2 separate regions of the Homo sapiens genome follow, and region 2 is linked to region 1. A link is an interaction called in ENCODE POLR2A ChIA-PET data of the cell type or tissue named here. Cell type or tissue: PC-3. All regions are shown on one strand. Links, peaks and the distances in the headings refer to the core of each region. The heading gives the core; the rest is flanking DNA.

Region 1 (10,145 bases), core at 3,750-7,749:
ATGGTGAAACCCCATCTCTACTAAAAATACAAAAATTAGCCAGGTGTGGTGGCACATGCCTGTAATCCCACCTACTTGGGAGGCTGAGGCATGAGACTTGCCTGAACCCAGGAGGCGGAGGTTGCAGTGAGCCAAGATCATGCCACTGCCCTCCAGCCTGGGCAACAAAATGAGACTGTCTCAAAAATCAATAAACAGACAAACCAGTGCTTGGGCCTCAGCCCCAGATATTCTAATTTATTTAATCTAAATTGGTCTCAGACATGAGTGTGAACATGGGTATGGCGGCACACGCTTGTAATCCCAGCTACTCGTGAAGCTAAGGCAGGAGAATGGCTTGAACCCCGGAGGTGGAGTTTGCAGTGAGCCAAGCTCATGCCACTGCACTCCAGCCTGGGCGAGAGAGCGAGACTCTTGTCTCAAAAAAAAAAGAAGGAATATAACATGTGGTGAAATAATTGATCAGCATACATCAAATACATATAAAATACATTAAATGAATGTTAATAGGTGGTGCCATAAAACAAAATATTTAAATAGATAATACAGGTAAATATAAACAAACAAATGTATGCTTGTATTGCTCTGTCACCAGGCTGGAGTGCAATGGCACCGTCTCGGCTCATTGCAATCTCTGCTTCCCAGGTTCAAGTGATTCTCCTGCCTCAGCTTCCTGAGTAGCTGAGACTACAGACGTGTGCCACCACGCCCAGCTAATTTTTTAGTATTTTTAGTAGAGACGGGGTTTCACCATGTTGGCCAGGCTGGTCTTGAACTCCTGACCTTGTGATCCGCCCACCTCATCCTCCCAAAGTGCTGGGATTACAGGCATAAGCCACTGCGCCTGGCCGTTTCTTTCTTTCTTTTTTTTTTTTTTTAAGTCTCACCTGGAAGCAGGCAGCTAGTTCCTGCACAGAGGTCTCTGGACAGGACCCTCAAATAGACTTTACTTTTGCAAATGTCTGCCCATCCTCACCCGACCCTCCAAATTCAAAGGAAGGATATGAGCTTTCCCTGAGGTTCTGCAGGCCACAGGATGCATCCTTTGTTGCCCTATGATTGTTTGACTCATCTGTCACCTCCACACCTAAGAATGCTGGGCACTGGGAGGAATACAGCCAAGATTGGGTTTTTTTTTTCTGTGCCCTGCAGCCTCTGGTGTTTGCCAGTGGCTGACACACCACAGGTGGACCCACCTTATTCAGAGGCAACTCTTGGGATGGATGCTGGTTGGCATGGTAACACTGAAGGATTCTTTTTGGAATCCTGGGCACCACAGTCATATTGCTTGTTGCTACACCCTTTCTGACAGTTTGAGTTAAAGCAGAATCATAAAAGGGACAATGCTAGGAGAAGCAATAAAAGAAGAGCATCACATGCCACCGTTTCTAAGGGTCTCACTTCTGAACATTTTATTATCTCTGCAATTAGAATGTGTCTTACAATCCCTGCTGCGTGGGCACAGACATGAGTACCTGGCCTGACCTAAGCAAGGGAAAACTTGGGTGTGGCTATTTCTATTGGGGTCACCGTAATTGAGTTTTCAGCCTTGCTGGCCATGCATGTGTTGTTTACATACTAACCCATGCAATGGAAGGCAAGAGGAATGGACAAGCCTTAGAATAGATTTTAAACATTTCAAAGAATGAGAAGCTATTGTAAATAATTTGTTCATCATTTGGATCACTTTTAGGATGGCAAGCATGAGTTTGATGGAAGCTGCCTGCTTATTTAACTATGAGCTTAGTCCAGTGGGAAAGTGCCAGTCACCAAATTTACAGAATGGGTATGGCTGACTTGGAAGGAAATACCAGATTCAATAGTGGAGTACCCCCTTAAGAAATACTGTGCTGGCAAGGCACAGTGGCTCATGCCTGTAATCCTAACAACTTTGGCAAGCTGAGGCGGGAGGATTGCTTGAGGCTAGGAGTTTGAAACTAGCCTGGGCAACAGAGTGAGACTGCATCTCTACAAAAGCAAAAAATTAGCCGGGCATGGTGGCACACACCTGTAGTCCCACTTGGAGGCTGAGGCAGGAGGATCACTTGAACCCAGGAGGTTAAGGGTGCAATGAGCTACGATCATGCCACTGCACTCCACCCTGGACAACAGAGCGAAATCCTGTCTCAAAAAAAGAAAAGAAATACTGCACTGACACACATGGCCACAGAGGATGATCATGTGTATAAAAATGTGGAAAAAGAACTCAGGAGAGCTAGACTTTAACATAAAGATGTCTTAGGAATACCTTTAGACTTTAACACAAAGATGTCTTAGGAATACCTTGGCCAATTTATTTTGTTTGTTCTTCCCTTTTTTATGCATGCACAAGAGTGATGTATCATAAATATCTATATTTAAATAAGCCCAAAGGAGCTATTCAATGGGCACAAAATAAACATTCTCAGTGATCAGAGGGTATTGGGTTGTGGTCTAAATGGCAGTGCTTTTTCTTAATGGTTATATTTAGAAATTCAAATTCCAATTGATGGCGTATGAGATTTGATGAAATGTGGTAATAGGGCAGCTACAACCTATTACAACTATATGCTAAGTCATGTTATTCCTCCCTTTTCACTTTTAAGAAACTGAAGCACAAATAGTTGAAGTGATGACTCGCATAAAGTCATCCGTATCTAGGCAGTCTTACCAAAGTCAGAGTTCTTAACCACAGAACTGAAAAGAATTATCAGTGAGGCAAAGACATTTTAACTTTGTGTTGAAGCTCGAACAAGAGACTATAGTCACCTCTCCTCTGTATTGTGTTGAGAACAACACAATTTCTCTTTATACTGAGAATGTGGTTTGGGGAAGAGCTTGAGCTTATTACACCTGGAGCCTATCATCTCTCTAAAGGTAGTAAGGGGCCAGGTGCCATGGGTCACACCTGTAATCCAAACACTTTGGGAGGCCGAAGTGGGTGGATCACTTGAGGACAGGAGTTCAAGACCAGCCTAGCTGGGTATAGTAGTGGGGGCCTATAATCCCAGCTACTCAGGAGGCTGAGGCAGGAGAATCACTTGAAACAAGGAGGTGGAGTTTGCTGTGAGCTGAGATCATGCCATTGCACTCCAGCCTGGGTGACAGAATGAGACTGTCTCAAAAAAAAAAAAAAAAAGTAAGGGAGCTAGGATGCATAAGAAAACCCCTAGTGACAATTCTAAGTGTCTTTGTAGCATCTGCAATTGCTTAACACATTCTTCCTGCCCACTGCAGAGAAAAAACCATCTTGCTGAGACCATGGTATTGCAGTAAAGAGTGTAATTAATGCAAGGCTGGCCATGCAGCAGACAGAGTTATTACTCAAATCAGTCTCCCCAAAGGCTTGGGTTTTTCAAGGATAGTTTGGTGGGCAGGGGGCTAGGAAATGGGGAATGTTGACTGGTTGGGGATGAAATCATAGGGATGTGGAAAATGGTCCTTGTGCACTGAGTTCACCTCTGGCCAGGGGCCACAGTAACTGTTGAGTCACAAGTCACATGGATCCAGACAGAGTCAGTTGGTTGCCAGAAATGCAAAACTCTGAAAAACATCTCAAAGACCAATCTTAGGTTCTACAATAGTGATGTTACTTATGGGAGTGATCGGAGAAGTTACAGATCCTGTAGCCTCCAGAACAATGGCTGGTGTAAGTTAATGAATGTGCTTTGGTCAAGGATAGGCCAAGGTAGGATGTTTATATCCTGTATGACTCAGCGAGTTTGTAGTGCAGGTGTGTAACTCTGCTTGTTATAATGTAAACACAGCTATGTAGCCATAATATGGGAAGGCCATCACTTGGCTCTATGCCACTATTGTCTGTAAAAGGTATAACTGCCCTGCTGACACTGTACAGATGCTCACACCCTAAGAAAGAGAAAGAGTCAAAGCTGACTTTGCAGATAGACAGAGGGGAGCCAGGACACCGCTCAGCTTGCTCGTGCCCAGAGAGAGAAAGAGTTAAGCTGCTGACCCTGAAGGGCGAGCTGGCCATGCAGCCGTGCATGGGAGCTGCCAGAGCAAGCAGCCAAGACAGAGCAGACAGTGTAAGAGAGCTGCTGATGAGACAGTGTAAGAGAGCTGCTGTATTTCACCTACCTACGGCCCCCCAAATGTTCTTTCAGCTATCTGCCATTTATCCACCCACTCCCTTCGGACCTCAGCATGGGCTGGAACCGGACCCTGGACCTAGCCGCTGGTTACCATTTAACTACACCTATATCTTAGCAGAATTCAGGCCCCTCTTGTAATCCTAATCTTGTGGCCTTTCATTAGTTTTACAAAGGTGGTTTAGTTTAGGGAAGGGCTATTATCATCCTTGTTTTAAACTATAAAATAAATTCTTCCCATGGTTAGGTTGGCCTACACCCAGGAATGAGTGATAACAGCTAGCCTGTGAGGTTAGGGGCAAGATGGAGCCAGCCATGCTAGATTTCTCTCACTGTCATAATCTTTGCAAAGGTGTTTTCAAATCTCTATATCTTTTGACCCAAAACTGGTTAGGAACAACACAGAGCAGGTGTGTATGTGACCAGCTGGGTTCATTCTAATTTTTTTTTTTTTTTGCAAAGCTTTTTAGTAAAGGGTCAGATAGTGAATATTTTAGCCTTTGTGGGTCATAGAGCCACCCAGTTCTGCCACTGTCACCTGTAAGTGGCCATAAACAACATGGAAATGAACTAGTGTGGCTGCGTTCCAGTAAAACTGTATTTATGAACATAAAAATTTTCATTTTATATAATTTTCACATGTCACAAAATATTTTTCTTTGATCTCTGTCAACCATTAAAAAATGTAAAATCGGGCTGGGTGCGGTGGCTCACACCTGTAATCCCAGCACTTTGGGAGGCCGAGGCAGGCAGATCACCTGAGGTCAGGAATTCGAGACCAGCCTCACAACAAGGTGAAACCCCATTTATACTGAAAATACAAAAATTAGCCAGGCGTGTTGGAGGGCACCTGTAATCCCAGCTACTCAGGAGACTGAGGCAGGAGAATTGCTTGAACCTGGGAGGTGGAGGTTGCAGTGAGCCGAGATCAAACCACTGCACTCCAGCCTGGGCAACAGAATGAGACTCTGTCTCAGAAAAAAAAAAACAAAAACAAAACAACAACTACAACAAAAAGTAAAATCCCTTCAGGATGTACAAAAGCAAGTGGCAGGCCAGATTTGGATCCCAGACTTTAATTTGTCTGCCCCTGCTAGAGGGTTGATGTCTTTTCTCACAAGGGTTCAACCTTTGGGATCAGGCAGGGAACACAAATTAGGGGCCTGATGCGTTTTCTGTGGAATTGTTGACAGTTTGCTTATTTTAGATCAGATTTCTGACTTACAAAGTTGCCGTGAGAATTAAGCCATATGTCATATGCAAAGTGTTTGGTGAGAGGTTGATACAGATGTGCTTAGAGTTCATTCCTTCTAAATTCCTACATTTAGGAATACTTATTTGAGTGCCTACTATGTCAAGTTCTATGAATATAAAGAACAAATTAAAAAGGGGGGTTCTTAGGATGGTTTCAACTGGAATTGGGGAAGTACGTTAAGTTCTCTCTTAGCACTGGGAGTTTGGGAACATAGCTGCTCTGAGGTCAGGCAATGTTTTCACACCTGCGTTTCCTTAACTATTCAATAGACCATCCAGTGAGAACCTGTACTGTCTTAGCATGCTTTTAATTTTTCCACTCACTATTGGATTCATCTAATTGTGTATTCTTCTGGACATGAGAGAGACTGCTAGGTGATAAGATGTTTAGTAAAAACGAGAATTATTTCAGAACTCATTAGTAGAGGATCACAAGGTTCCAGGCGCTCTAAAGGAGAAATTTAGGAAGGAACTTCCCAAGATAAGCATGAAGGTGGCAGAAGTTCCTTCGTTGATAATGGAAAGGGTTAAAGATCAAATCAAAATTATTGACAGGCTCAGGGAAAAATGCTGGCTTGAACCCCAGGTGGCTACAATCCCTCTTTAATGAATTAAAATCTACAGGTACTTAAAGATAATGGAAAGGGTTCCTCACACTACTTTCAGTGTTTTCAGTTGACTCAAGATGTTCACCTTTACCTGCAAGTATAGAATGTGACCAGGAGGTGGCAGTGGTCCCTAAAGGAAAAGCAGCTTGTATAGCTAGGAGCCTTCCTCGGAGGCCAGGAGGACTTTTCTTACCCTTCACACTAACCAGGAATCCATGAGATGTACATATAGCTATTCCCAAAACACTACAATGAACACCCACATGTGTGCCGTCCTATCTGTAGATCAAATGTGGCACTTACACACATTTAAATAGAAAACTGACCTTGTCGCCAGATGGCAGAGGATACCTGCATGCTTCTGTCAGTCATGGCTCATCCTTCTCAAGGGCTAGCTCTGAACTAGGCACTGTGCTGAGCATCTGCTATGGATTATTCCATTAAATTTTTACCATGCTCCTTTGAGATACATACAGCTAGTTTCACCTCCATTTTACAAAGGAAGGAACTCACTCAGAGAGTTTGATTAACTTGCATGAAAGGAGAGATCCAAACCCAGGCAGTCGGAGCCAAAGCCTGTGTTCTTACCTCCCAAACTTTCCTTCTCATCAGCTTCATTCAATAGCAAACAAACTCCTAGTCTTGGTCCTGCGCCAGGTCTGCTTTTTCTCAGACCAGTGGCGCCTACCTTCAGCACAGACCAGTGCCAAGAAGGGAGATGGTACAACTGAGTTGGAAATTAGGCTGTGTACAATGAAGTGGCTCAGACATGGGGATAAGGGTGGGGTGCTGACAGTGTCTGATAAAAGCACCCATTGGGCCAGGCGCAGTGGCTCAGCCCTGTAATCCTATACTTTGGGAGGCCAAGGCGGGTGGATTGCCTGAGCTCAGGAGTTCGAGACGAGCCTGGGCAACAGTGACACACCCATCTCTACTAAAATACAAAAAAAAAAAAAAATTAGCTGGGCATGGTGGTGTGCACCTGTAGTCCCAGCTACTCGGGAGGCTGAGGCAGGAGAATGGCATGAACCCAGGAGGCGGAGCTTGCAATGAGCTGAGATTGCACCACTGCACTGCAGCCTGGGCGACAGAGCGAGACTCCATCTCAAAAAAAAAAAAAAAAAAAAAGCACCCACTGTCCCTAAGAGCCAACACATGCTAAAATTCTGGCTCTTGCCAGCTGCTGCCTGGAGAGCACATAAGCATGCGGCCTGCCTTCTAAGTTATCACAAATGTCTACTGAGTTATGCAAATATTCTGGCCTGCCATAAGAACAATCTCCAGCTCCCCATCCTGCAGTTGCAGTGTCTGTTTCCCGACCTCCTGCTGTTCACAAGTACACACACACACACACACACACACACACACACACACACATTTTACAGAATCACCCCAGTACTAAGGTGCCCATTTCTATATTGAGTAGAATACAGCCAATAAAGAGACCCAGTAAATAATTCAGTGGCTGAAAGAAGATAGAAGTTTCTCTCTCACGTTACAGCCCAAGGGGAGCATGTGAGGTCTGAAGGCAGATTTGTTCTAAGCAGTCATTTAGAGGCTCAAGCTCTTTCCACCCTGTTGCTCTGTTACCTCCACAACCTTGTTGTCATGGGCATGGTCCAGCCTTAGGAAACTGTAAGGTGCGGTAAAGCATTTACTGAAAATACAGGTGGTTCCATTCCCTGAACCAGTAGCTGTAGCTTCCTTGCCTTGATTGGGACAGACAGCTGACCAACTTCTGAAGATTAGGAAACAGCCATGCCAGGGTTCCTGCTGCTACTGTAGATGCTGGCAAAAGAACAACTCAAACTAAGCCCAAAGCATAAGCTGTTAGAAACTGATTAAGGGTGCACATCCTCCCTCATTATTCAGTCCGCACCTAGTTTATTCCTTCCCGTAGTTAAAACAGCAAAAGCTATGAGGAGAATAGCTCCAAGGACAGATGGGAGAAACACAGGGGAACTTTCCATTAATCCTGGAAAGGCCTCTGGGTTGCTCAGGAGATCCTCTATATGCACACGAGACAGCATTATCATCTGAATGCTCACAATCCACAAATCCTGCATCTCATGGGAGCAGTGTTCTTGCGCTTAAGAAGGCTCCATCACAGACACACAGAAATACTGTAAAAATAAAGTGACTATGTTCAGATGTCCCTTAGCCACGTTACCTATGTCTCACTCCAGGGCAGCTAAGGAGGGCTTTTCAGAGCCTCTCAGGGTCATGCGGGTGTTTGTACTTGTGGCAGTTTCTCTAATTCTGAGTTTGCAAGCCTTGCAGACTGACCTGAAGAAAATGGCTGTGGCTGTCGAACACGTTTGCCATGTGGTTTAGTCTGGGTTCATTTCAGCTGGTCTGGATTGATTGCGTGCTTATCTCCAGAGCTACCTGCTGCATGGTAGTGACCTTAGCTAAAACTATGGAATGCATTCACTAAAGAGAAATAATGTGTTTTAACCATGAGTTCCTGAGTAGTTTCCCGAAAGGATGTACCAGTCTACCTGCAATGTTTAGTAATCATAATAATTATTATATGCATCTGATGTTGGTGGAGCCTGGGTTGACCTTTAAGGCTGGCCATGTAGCTGGAATGGCCTAGGGGACCAGCTCACTAGAAGAGACCCTCCCTGCAAGTAGACCTGGGTTTCCAGTTCTCATATTCTCTGTGTGAACGCTGATGGTGTCTGAGACCTAGAAACCAAGCATGTCTTGTGTGACTCAGCAATGGGAAGACAAAGAAGCCTGTGCCTGAGAGCTGCAGATCCCTTTTGATACTCTTCTCTCTCCTGCGGTTGCAGTATTGTACCCTTTACCTGTAATAAAGCTGTCTGAGTATAAACTCAGCACCTTAAGTATAACACTTAAGGTAATTAATGTGTAATTAATGCACATATTCTTCTAGATACACCTGCATACTCATATAATGTCACCCAAACCATTAAGTGATTTACTTGGTCCTTGGCCATCAGTCTGGTACACTGGAAAGGTACAGGCTCATTATAAGGGTATGATGAGGGTTTTCTACCGTAACTCTCTGGACTCCATAAACATCCCCAAAGAGAATTCAGATTATCTTTTCTACCTGTGTTTGAGGTGCCACAGCACAAAGCTCACTCCAGGCAGACAGAGGAAAGTGAGCACTGGGCAGGTTGAGGCAAGTATGAATCATCCTCTGACATCAGACCCCTCCTTGGAAGCTTTATCATTGGTATGCTTAATCCAGTTCCATCTGAGCCTACATCAAAAGTGGAGAAGAATAAGTTTGGGGAGCAAAAATGTGGGAGTGAATTTGGTGCAAGGGGTTCACATTAAAGCATAGCATTCCAGAAGCCCATTTAAAATGGGTCCCGGGTTTCAAGAGAGTGAGCAGGGCAGGATATTCCCCAGGGAATCACCTGCATAGATGTGAGAGGTGATGCCATGGACCACCTCGCCAAGGAGGAATGCAGACAAAAAATGGGATGAGCACCTGGGACAGAGCCATGTGGATGAGACAGAAAGATTCAGGCAGAAAGGTCAGAGGGGAGCCAGAGGGCAATCATACATAACTTTACAAAAAGTAATAACTTGGCCAGGGGCGGTGGCTCACACCTGTAATCCCAGCACTTTAGGAGGCCGAGGTGGGTGGATCACCTGAGGTCAGGAGTTTGAGACCAGCCTGTCCAACATGGTGAAACATCTCTACTAAAAATACAAAAATTAGCTGGATGCATTGGTGGGCACCTGTAATCCCAGCTACTTGAGAGGCTGAGGCAGGAGAATTGCTTGAACTGAGGAGGCTGAGGTTGCAGTCAATGGAGATGATGCCATTGTACTCCAGCCTGGGCAACAGAGCAAGACTCTGTCTCAAAAAAAAACAAACAAAAGTAATAAATTATTAAGAGGAAATTCACATAACATTAACCATTGTAAAGCAGATAATTCAGTACATTCACAATGTTATACAACCACCACCTCTAGTTCCAAAACCTTTTTATTATCCCAAACGGAAATCCTGTGCTGTGTCCTGTAAATGGTCACTCCCCATTCCCCTCACTTCCAGCTTCTGGCAACCACTAAGCTGCTTTCTGTCTATGAATTTGCCTATTGTGCACATTGCACATAAATAGAATCATACAATATGTGCCCTTTTGTGAATGAGCTTCTTTCTCCTAGTATAATGCTTTCAAGGTTCAGCCGTGTTGTAACATGAATC
Region 2 (10,145 bases), core at 4,116-8,115, 110 kb before region 1:
ATTTTTGGAAGCCAAAGAGAAAATTCAGCTTGAATCCCCTAGTAGTGTGTATGCTCATCTTCCCAAGACGGAAGTGCCTCTCCTGTCCGACCTCCTAGCCCAGCCTCGGTCTGGAACACATTGGGTCCTAGGCACCCAGCAGTGAATTGGCTCAGAAAGTGTTTGAGGGCTCAAGTGAGTCCAGGAACGATGGCTCACGCCTGTAATCCCAGAACATTGGAAGGCTGAGATGCGAAGATTGCTTGAAGCCAGGAGTTCAAGCCTGTGTAGTTAGTGGTATGTCCTCAGCAGAAGCCACAGGACTGTGATTTGAAGAGAAGGATATGGGGTTGAACTGCTTCTTACTGCCACGGCAGCTCTCTGGCCCCGGAACTGGGGCAGTTCCTTCATTGTCCCACCTCTGTCATCGCAGGAATCCCAAGCTGTCACACTTCTCAGTATTGTTTCCTTTGCAATTTGATGTGGACTTGGCACATTTCCAAGGTGGAAACGACCCCTCATTCATTATTTTTGGGACCTCGGTGGCCCCGTGATAAGGGAAATGATGGATGCCTGGACTTGTCTTCTGGCATTGCGCACCAGATATCAGGGCCCTCCACAGGACCAGCCTATGAGACAGGAAGAGGCTGAGGTCTTAAAGACATACTTTCTTGGGAGTTTGATGTTTCCTCTTGCTTCCACAGCTGTCAGAAAGGGCTTGTTCTGAGGGTGACCTGCAGGTTGCAAGGCTGTGGAAACATAGCAGTGACAGCGTTGAATGGCTTGTCCCCATCAGTAAGCTTTGGTGTCACACCAGCCGGATGACTTTCTGGTGGAGGGCCAGCTTCCTGCACTTCCGTGACAGCAGCCTGACAGCCCCATGGAGGCATGGCTGTAGACATTAAGACATTTCTGTAGACATTTGTTCTAGTTGTTGTCCTTTTTTGTCTGTTATTTATTATTTATTTATTTATCATTATTTATTTAGAGACAAGGTCTCACTCTGTCACCAGGCTAGAGTGCAGTGGTGCAATCATGGCTTATTACAACCTTGATCTCCTGGGCCCAAGCGATACTCCCACCTCAGCCTCCTGAGAGGCTGGGACCACAGGTGTGCACCACAATGCCTGGCTAATTTTTAAATTTTCTGTAGACAGGGTCACACCATGTTGTCCAGGCTGGTCTCAAACTCCTGAGCTCCAGCGATCCTCCCACCTTGGTGTCCCAGAGTGTGGGGTCTTAGGTGTGAGCCATCGTGCCTGCCCTGTTTTTCATTTTAATTGTGTGACATAAAATGTAAAATGTACCCTCTAAACCATTTTTTAGTGTCCAGTTTTGTGGTATTAAGTACATTCACATTATTGTGCAACCGTCCCCACCATCCATTCACAGAACTCTTTCAACTTGCAAAACTGAAACTGTATGCATTAAGCAATAACTATCCCTTCCTTCTTTCCTCTTCCCCAGCTCTTGGCAACCACCATTCTACTTTCTGTCTCTATGAAGTTGTCTACTCTAGTAACCTCATATAAGTGAAATCACGTATTTGTCTTTCTGTGACTGGCTTATTTCACTTAGCATAATGTCCTCAATGTTTATCCATGTTATAGCATGTGTCACAATTTCCTTCCTTTAAAAAAATTGAATAATGTCCCATTGTGTTTATATGCCACATTTTGTATATCCATTCATTCATTCGATACTTGGGTTGCTTCCACCTTTTGTCTTGCCCTTGTTTTTGAGAGGTTAATCCATCTATGAGGTCCTCCAGGCATCAAAAGAGTTCCCCAGTTCCCTACTTTGGAGAAGTTCACTATCCCTAGCAAAGATGCAAAGAACAGATACATGAAAAAGTAAATCATGGTGCAAAAGTTGTATGAGACAACACTTTAAGATGTATCCTATGAGCGTAGGTGTAGATTTGCAAAATGGCTGGTGTGGAGTTTCTGGAAGAGGATGGCTTAGAGAGAGTATGGACTTAAAGCAGAGTTAAGGAGCCCAAGCTGAAATCCTGGCTTTGTGACTTCCTGTCCTTGTCACTTTGGGTGAATTATTGAACCTTTGTAAGCTTTAGTTTCCTCATCTGTAAAACGCAGATAATAGTACTTACCTCATAGAGTTGTTGAGAGGATTAAGTGAGTAAATGTAAGTAAAAGATGGGCGTGGTGATTCATGCCTGTAATCCCAGCACTTTGGGAGGCTAAGGCAGGAGGATTACTTGAACCCAGAAGTTCTAGACCAGCCTGGGCAGCATAGTGAGACCTTGTCTCTAAAAACAATTTAAAAACTTAGCTGGTCATGGTGGTGCACACCTGTAGTCCTGGCTGCTTGGGAGGCTGAAGTGGGAAGATCCCTTGAGCCCAGGAGTTCTAAGGTGGCAGTGAGCTATGATCACAACACTGCACTCTAGCCTGGGGAACAGACCAAGACATTGTCTCTTAAAAAAAAAAAAAAGTAGGTAAAGATTGAAACAGGCTGGCACACGGTTAGAACTCAGTACTAAAATATAAAGGAGATAACATATTGCCCACTAACATTTTGGCTATTTTTAATATATTGTTCTTGTCTTTTTAATGACCACAGATACTCTTTAGTATCTGTTTGCTGCAGTTTTTGCAGGTATTCATGATGCCTGTTATGCCTTTCCTATTTTACCTCCTTTTCAGATTATGATAGTTTTAGCAAAGAAGTATTCAGTTCTAGAGACTCATTATCAAGGAAAGAGAGAGCTCTTCATTTGGTTTTATCAGATAATAGATAATAATAAATATGGCCTGGCTTTCTTTGCACTGGGAAGATAGAGAATGAGGAAGGAGAATGACTATTAGTCATTCTAACGTTAGTCTGTTTTATCGAACTGAGGAGGGAGTTAGCTTTCTCCAACTCTGGGCAGATTACCGAGAGTAGGATGCCAGGTTACATTCTCTTGGGAGAACAGTGCTATCATGGCTGATCTCTCAATTAAGGACTTCATATTTAGATTATTTAAATCTCAAATATTGAAATACTCTCATTTTTCTAACAATGATAATTAAGAAAACTTTGTAAAGTTACAAATAAAGTGAAATTGAAAAGGTTTGCTGAATGAAGTATTTTACTATTGAAAGGTCTTCTAGAATGTAAGTTTCAAACACATCGTCTGGTTGGTGCATTACTTAATCTATTCCTGTTTGGCTGCTGCTTGGTATTTCCCACGCAGGAGTTCATTGACTTCAAGGCAATTGAATGCATTATTAGCCAGAAGAAGAAAACATGTGAGTCTCCTTCACCCAACAATAGATTTTTTAAAATACATTGTGCACAGTCCTCTTAAAAAAGGCATCAATGGCAGGTGGGTGTGAACAGAGGAATTTCCTCCTCCACCCTGGCTGTTGCTGAGCTGTAAGCTGTAAACATTGTGAGAGACAAAAAGTATCAAGGTCTCAACTTTCTTTCGGATATTGCTTTGTATTTCTGTTTACTAGTATGAATGAAAATTTTCCTGAAAATGCTGGCTAAAACTGAATTTTGGTGTTGTCTTTCTAATGGAATTTCTGATCAACAATTTCCTTTATGTTGGCAATTGCTTAATCTGCTGAAGTAGGTAAGGTAGTTGTGCTGCCTTAAAATTTATTTTTATATTTGTCATTAAAAACAAACATGAAACTTGGAGGTTAATTTTGTCTGTTTAAATTTTGATGCTTTCATTTTGACAAAATCTTTTAAGAATAATGACGAGGCTGCAGTGATTGAAATACAATTTGTGTGGCTTTTAGGCAAGTGAGCATTTAGCAAGTAAGAATTTCCCAGATTGGGTTTAGAGTTGTATTTGCTTATGTTCCAAACTCTTTTTTTTTTTTTTTTTGGTAAGATAATTTTGAATATCAGTAGAACTTGGGGCAGATAGAATGACAGAACATGGAATGTGTAATCCTTTTGGGATTTGTATCTTAGTTAAGTAAACTTTCATGATGGATTAAGGAGGACAAAGTCTCCAGCAGATTTCACTTGGCTGATTTTGTTTTTCTGTTCTTTTTCTGTTTTCCTGATGAGGCTTCTGTACTTCTCCCTTTAAGGAGGCAACTGAATAGCATGAAAATAAGGGGTATGGGTGGTGGTAGTTGCTGAGGGGAATGACAATGGATTTGGTAACACAGCATGCTAATATCATGCAAATAATGAGATGATATAGGAATCTCTGCTCTAGTGGTGGGTCTGAGGTTTGCTCTAGTGGTGGGTCTGAGGTTTTCTCTACTGAGGGCAAAATTGGAGCTTTTTTAAAAAAAAAAAAAAATTTAATTTTTTTTTGAGACAGGGTCTCCTTCTGTTGCCCAGGCTGGAGTGTAGTGGTGCCATCACAGCTCACTGCAGCCTCCATCTCCCCCAGGCTCAAGCGATCCTCCCACCTCAGCCTCCCGAGTAGCTGAGACCACAGGTGTGCGCCACCATGCCTGGCTAATTTTTAAATTATTTTGTAGAGAGAGAGTCTTGCCTTGTTGCCCAGACTGGTCTCGAACTCCTGGCCTCAAGTGATCCTCCTGCCTTGGCCTCCCAAAGTGTTGGGATTATAGGCATGAGCTGCCACACCCAGCCTGGAACTTTCTTAAAAGAGAACTTCTTTCTTGGTTTGCCACACCTCTGGGTTAACAAGGTGCCAGAGATAATTAGCCCTTGATTGGGAGAATGTGGGACTGTTCACTATGGAAGGATCTTACAGTATAGAAATGAAACCCTAGTGTAGGAAGGGAGCTGACATTTTTCAGTGTTACCTTGACTTAATTTGCAAAATGTTTTATTTTCTGAAGCCACAGTGTAATTCACAGATGCACCAAGATCAAAGGTCTCTAAGAAGAAGAGGTTGTGGGGAAAGAGCCCAGTAGAGGTAGGGAGGCCACAATGAACCCATTGAGTTATTCCACCTGTCAAAACCTTGGTTTTGTAAACTGCAAAATAGGACCAGTAATACCTATGATTAGCTGCTGCTGTTACGAATTAAGTTCAGTAACAAGTCCGACATGGCTGGCGCATGCTGTTTTCAATAAATATAAATTCTGCTCCCAACCATTCAACATCAAATGAGTTGATCTGCAAAAAGTGTTTTGAAAACTACAGATACTAATTTTCATTTGTGTATGCCTGTTAGTTGACTTCAAAACATTTGTTTGTCCCAGGAACAGAAGAGAAATATCCTTTGATCATGAGACAGGTTCATTTTTAGTATGTTAAGGCCACTCCATGTCATTCTTGTGGCTTGTTAATGTGGTTAATTGAAACCCTTCCATATTCTTGATGGGGCAGAACCTTCAGCTGTTTTCATGTTCATGTTCAGGGGTGTAAATTTCTAGACGATCTTGTGGGCCTCTGTCAGCTCTGAGATTAAATGACGTGTGCATTTGCTTATCGGATTCTTAACTCTAAAACCCTGGGATGAGGACTAGGAAGGAGAACCAGGAGGCGCTGAGGGAACAACAGCTTCCACATGGCCCATCTGCTTTGCAGAACCTGTGTCTTTGGGGTACAAGTGAGCTGGAGGTGGAGCTGCAACAGAGTGAGTCCCCGTGGTCAGTCACATGCACCGGCTTCCGCCTGGTATGATTTATCAGCAGTGATGCAAACATGATTCAGAGATAGTTTTATAAGAATTTTTACTTCGGTTAAATCATAATCAGGCGGCTATTTCCGTTTTTCTAATGTCACTTGATTAGCTCAAGATGCCCAACCCTTATTGTCCTGACTCATGGAGGGAGGCTGCTTGCTAAGTAATCGTGAGACCCAGGAGAGGAAGAGGGTTGGCGGCCATCCCCACTGGAGGGGCATCCTGGAAAACTCCAGAGAGGGAAGCTTGTGACCATGACTCCTAGCAGAGCGGTACTGACAACCTAGTACAAAACCCATAGTGGAAACACTTTCACCTACTCTCATACATTCATCTTCCCCTGAGAGGAAGCAGAGCTGACATTGTCCAGTCCCATTCTGCACTCAAAGAAATGCAGTCTCAGAGAAGCTACGGGAATGGTTCAAGGTCACATGCTTGCATATGGCAAAATTCCAAATGCAGACAGACCACTGAAATTAGGGGAGAGGGGAGATCTTCTCTTTCTACTTTAAACTATTTTATATTGTTTGGGTAGTTTCCAAAGAACAATGACTATTTTAAAAAGAATTTTAAAAAGTAAATTTAAAAACTAAAAAGTTTTAGAAACTAAATTTTAAAATCTCTGTTTATTTGTGATTATTCAAATTTTAGAAAATGAAAAAAGAGCCTCACCAATTCTTTCAGTCGATCCTCTCATTTTTACAGACCAGAGGACTGAGAAAAGTATAAGTTGGTCAATTGTGATAAGCTGGGTATTGGCAGAAAATCTGTTTTAAAACTTAGTAGGCTCACTGGGATGATTGAAGCTCTGTGTTCTGCTTAATACATGTTTAGCTGCCTGAACTAACTCAGATGACTCCATGCTGTACCATAGAGAGAGGAGCCTGACCTTTGGCTTTGGGATCTATGCGACCCCAGTCAGAACATGGCACTTTTGATGTCTTCATGACCTTTGGCGTGCTACTCTTCCTCTTTGCATTTCTGTTTTTTTCGTCTGTAACTGGGAATAATACCCATCCGGCAAGTTTCGAATTAGAAATTAGAGGCCAGGTGTGGTAGCTCATGCCTGTAATCCCAGCACTTTGGGAGGCTGACGTGGGTGGATCACTTGAAGTCAGGAGTTCAAGACCAGCCTGGCCAACGTGGTGAAACCCCGCCTCTACTAAAAACATACAAAAATTAGCCAGACATGGTGGTACGTGCCTGTAGTCTCAGCTATGTGGGAGGCTGAGGCAGGAGAATTGCTTGAACTCGAGAGGCGGAGGCTGCAGGGAGCCCAGATCATGCCACTGCACTCCAGCCTGGGCAACAGAGCGAGACTCTGTTTCAAAAAAAAAAAAAAGAATTGGTAGAACCCATCTGAAATTGCCACTTTTATAGGTCAAATGGTCGAATATTAGAAATTTCATGTAGTTGAACTCAACATTTAGAGAGTCTGATAGGTACTCAGTAAATAGTTACTATTAGAGATGTAATAGAGGATACAAATAAAATTCTTATGGTTGCTTTAGCGAGGTCCCAAATGTTATTTTCTTCTCCCAAGGAAATGACTAACAGGAATATAGCTTTTCACTTTTTTACATTGGTAAAGATCTTCTCTGACTTTGGAAAGCCTGCCACTTACTGAGGGCCACCTCTACTCATGGCTCCCAGGATGTAGTCTATCTTATTGACGTCTTTGACAGTTCATAACTCAGTTCACTTTCTCCCTGTCTATGCTTGGTCACTTGGATGGATACATGTCCTCTGTAACTCCTCCTTCTTTCAGTTCTCTTTCAATGAAGATCAATTATTTTTCATTTAAGAATCTTCCTGTGCAATGATTGCTCTATGCCCTGATACATAGAAAATGGGCATATTTTCCAATTAGCACTACCATTGTTTCTTGTGGGTAAATTTCGGCTAAAATTATGTCTATAAAATTCCCTTAGACTTAAGTAGTATTATTGAGTGATAGGAGCCTGAGGGTGATTTGGGAGATACTTGTGTTCTGCCCATCACTGTGTTATTAACTAACCTTATATAGTCTTCGTAGGACTTGTTCATATATGTACAAGGTCAGTAAGATCATTCTAAGTCAAACACTTGGCTATCTGTGATTTTCTCACCATTTTGTGTTTATAGATAGTTCAGACAGTGAGTGTTAGGGAAACAGTGAAAGGTGAGTTAGTAGTAGTTCATATTATTAACTCATTTTATTGGAATTTCCAATTTTTCCTTCCCAAAATTTTTCTCTGAACCAGTATAACCCTAAACCTATTGGTAAAATATAGAATCTTAAGCCTATTGGTAAAATATAGAATCTTAACTACATTCCAATATAAAGCAAACTGTTGATGTGGGCAAAAATGAGGGGGAGGAGAGGGAGAAAGAAGTGGAAGAGAAAATGAGAAATTCTAAGTCTTCATCACTTTCCACAGGACTCGGCCATAACCCAAACTCAAGCTGCCCACTGTTGCTTGGGATGGCGGGCTCTCTCTGGACCAGCTCTGTGGCTAAGGGTGGCAAGGGGCCCATCAGAATGGAGCAGTCCCTGATCTATCAGAGGTCTCAAAAAACTGCCTGCTACTAAGCTTGGATCTTTCCAGAATCATGTGGATGATAGAATTTGCCTATAGTGTCATGCATGGAAAAGGAAGAGAAACTAAAGGCAGACTTTAAAGGAATTACTTATCTGTGCCCTCTAGCATCTCTGAGAATTGTGCTAAGGATTTGTTGCAAGGATGGCGGTAGATGAAGAAGCCATTGGTTTGAGTGAGATTTGGAGTTAGGCGTAGTAATCCTTGGGTGCTGGAGTAGTGTCTTGTTTGAGGGAGCAGTGTTCATAGGGCATAAATGCTATAGAGGTGTCTGAACCACCTGGAGCCACAATCTGTCCTCATGATCTTGCCCTTCAAATGCAGCCGCATGCCCACATAACCCACCTTGGGGAGTAGCCAATACTCAGGCTACTCTGTGGGCTGGCATTCTTGGTCTCCTGACTTCTGCCCCAGCTCTACCTTGGTTGATACCCCAAATGCCCCTTTTCCTCTGGCCTACCTAGCCTGCTTTCTCCCCTTCTTCCTTGGTTAACTTTGCACGTGACCATTTTGATTCTCTAAAGAGAATCATTCAATTAGGAAATGGAAATCTGAGGCAATGAGAGAGAGGAGACATGCATCACTATTTATTTTTAGAAACTTCACACAACACCAAGCCCAAACTGTTAAGCATTGCCTTAGGAGAGGTTTCTACCATTGTGCTTGCCAGGTATAAGAAAAGAAAATTACAATTGATTCTGTAATTTCTTTTGTAATAATCATCATAGATTCCAAAACACAGAATGAGTCTTTAGTGCGAAGCCCTGAAGCCTCTGTCTGCAAGTCCATTTTAATGACAGTTTTTGTTCTGAGCAAGAATGCGTCATTGCTGGTCTTGTGTTTTCAGACAAACACAAAGCTTTTAGGAAATAAGAAGCTTAAGTAAAAAGACTACAGGTTGTTCTCTCCTGGGAGTTCCTGGACACCCTCTCAACTGGGACACTTGAAGTGAGCCTCATGACCTGAGCTGAGAATTGCCATGGCTGAAACAGCTTTTATAGGGTGTTTTACATGGACACTTGACACTCTTTGGATCACATTGTGTGTGATCCAGACTCAAGCCAGGGTTAGCCTAGCTTGTTGTTTTATCTCAGTTAAAAGCCTTTTGTTAAGAGAACAAACAAGAAAGTTCAGATAGGTCAAGAAAGCCAGCTCTGAGGATATATCTAGAGGGCAAGTCATATTTATTTTTCAAAGTTTCCCCAGGAATTAAAGGTTGCACATCTAAATGTCACCACTTCTGTGACTTTTGCAGATAAACATTAGATTTACCTTTGGCAAACTGCAGTGTCTACATTATGGGATTTCCCTCCCCAGAGTCTTTTCTCTGGGGAAGTTCTGAAAAATTGTTTCAGGGATACTATAGTTCTTAAATATAACTAACAAACATATTATGAAATGCTGTTAGTTTTTTTCTGGAGGCTGAATATTGATTGCTACTTAGTATACCTTTTTTAATGATTATATTGTCCCACCAGGATATTTACACAGCTTCATGTGTCTTCCCACAAAATACACATGAATTGCAAAGGGAATATAGTAACTTGGCAGTAGAGAAACTTGGCAGATACCACCCTAATCAAATAATCAAATCTAACACCATTAGTAATTGGACAAATTGGCAGTGTGCACCATTTGATGAGATGCACAGAGGAAAACACAGCATCGCTTCTGTGATATTCCTGCACAAATGCATGAGTTAGATCTAATCATGAGGAAATATCAGGTAACCTCAAATTGCGGGATGTTCAACAAAATAACTTGTCTATAATCTTTAGAAGTCCCAAATTAGCTGGGCATGATAGCTCACACCTATAATCCTAGCTACTTGGGAAGCTGAAGCGGGAGGATCCCTTGAGGCCAGGAGTTTGAGGCCAGTCTAGGCAATATGGTGAGAGCCCATCTCAAATAAATAAGTAAGTAAAAGTCATGAAAGACAAGGAAAGACTAAGAAAGTACCCCAAATTGAAGGAGACTAGAGACATGAGACATGGGAGCCTAGATTGGATCAT

The links. ChIA-PET counts read pairs that join two places held together with the same protein. Peaks named below come from ENCODE experiments on the same cell type or tissue, not always from the same donor. Only the 100,000 strongest peaks of a DNase experiment are listed, where the experiment ranks them.
Region 2: POLR2A ChIA-PET joins it to region 1 with 5 read pairs; 5 of 35 experiments call an interaction of 5 or more read pairs at or near these places.

The regions. Positions count from the first base shown.
Region 1 is chr9:110,177,338-110,187,482 of GRCh38, forward strand. LOC105376217 (a long non-coding RNA gene) reads right to left here and starts at 1,360. Exons shown (of 4, transcript XR_007061726.1): 1 at 1,197-1,360. In PC-3, for the core only: a CTCF peak has its summit at 6,072 (motif pointing right); a DNase peak (open chromatin) is centred at 6,084; H3K27ac peaks cover 448 bases.
Region 2 is chr9:110,064,282-110,074,426 of GRCh38, forward strand. The region is part of intron 7 of PALM2AKAP2 (PALM2 and AKAP2 fusion); the gene reads left to right. Among named protein-coding and RNA genes, the nearest start is that of C9orf152, 140 kb to the right of the region's middle. RefSeq lists an enhancer at 4,859-6,058. In PC-3, for the core only: no CTCF peak of the experiment used is centred there; a DNase peak (open chromatin) is centred at 5,650; H3K27ac peaks cover 2,007 bases.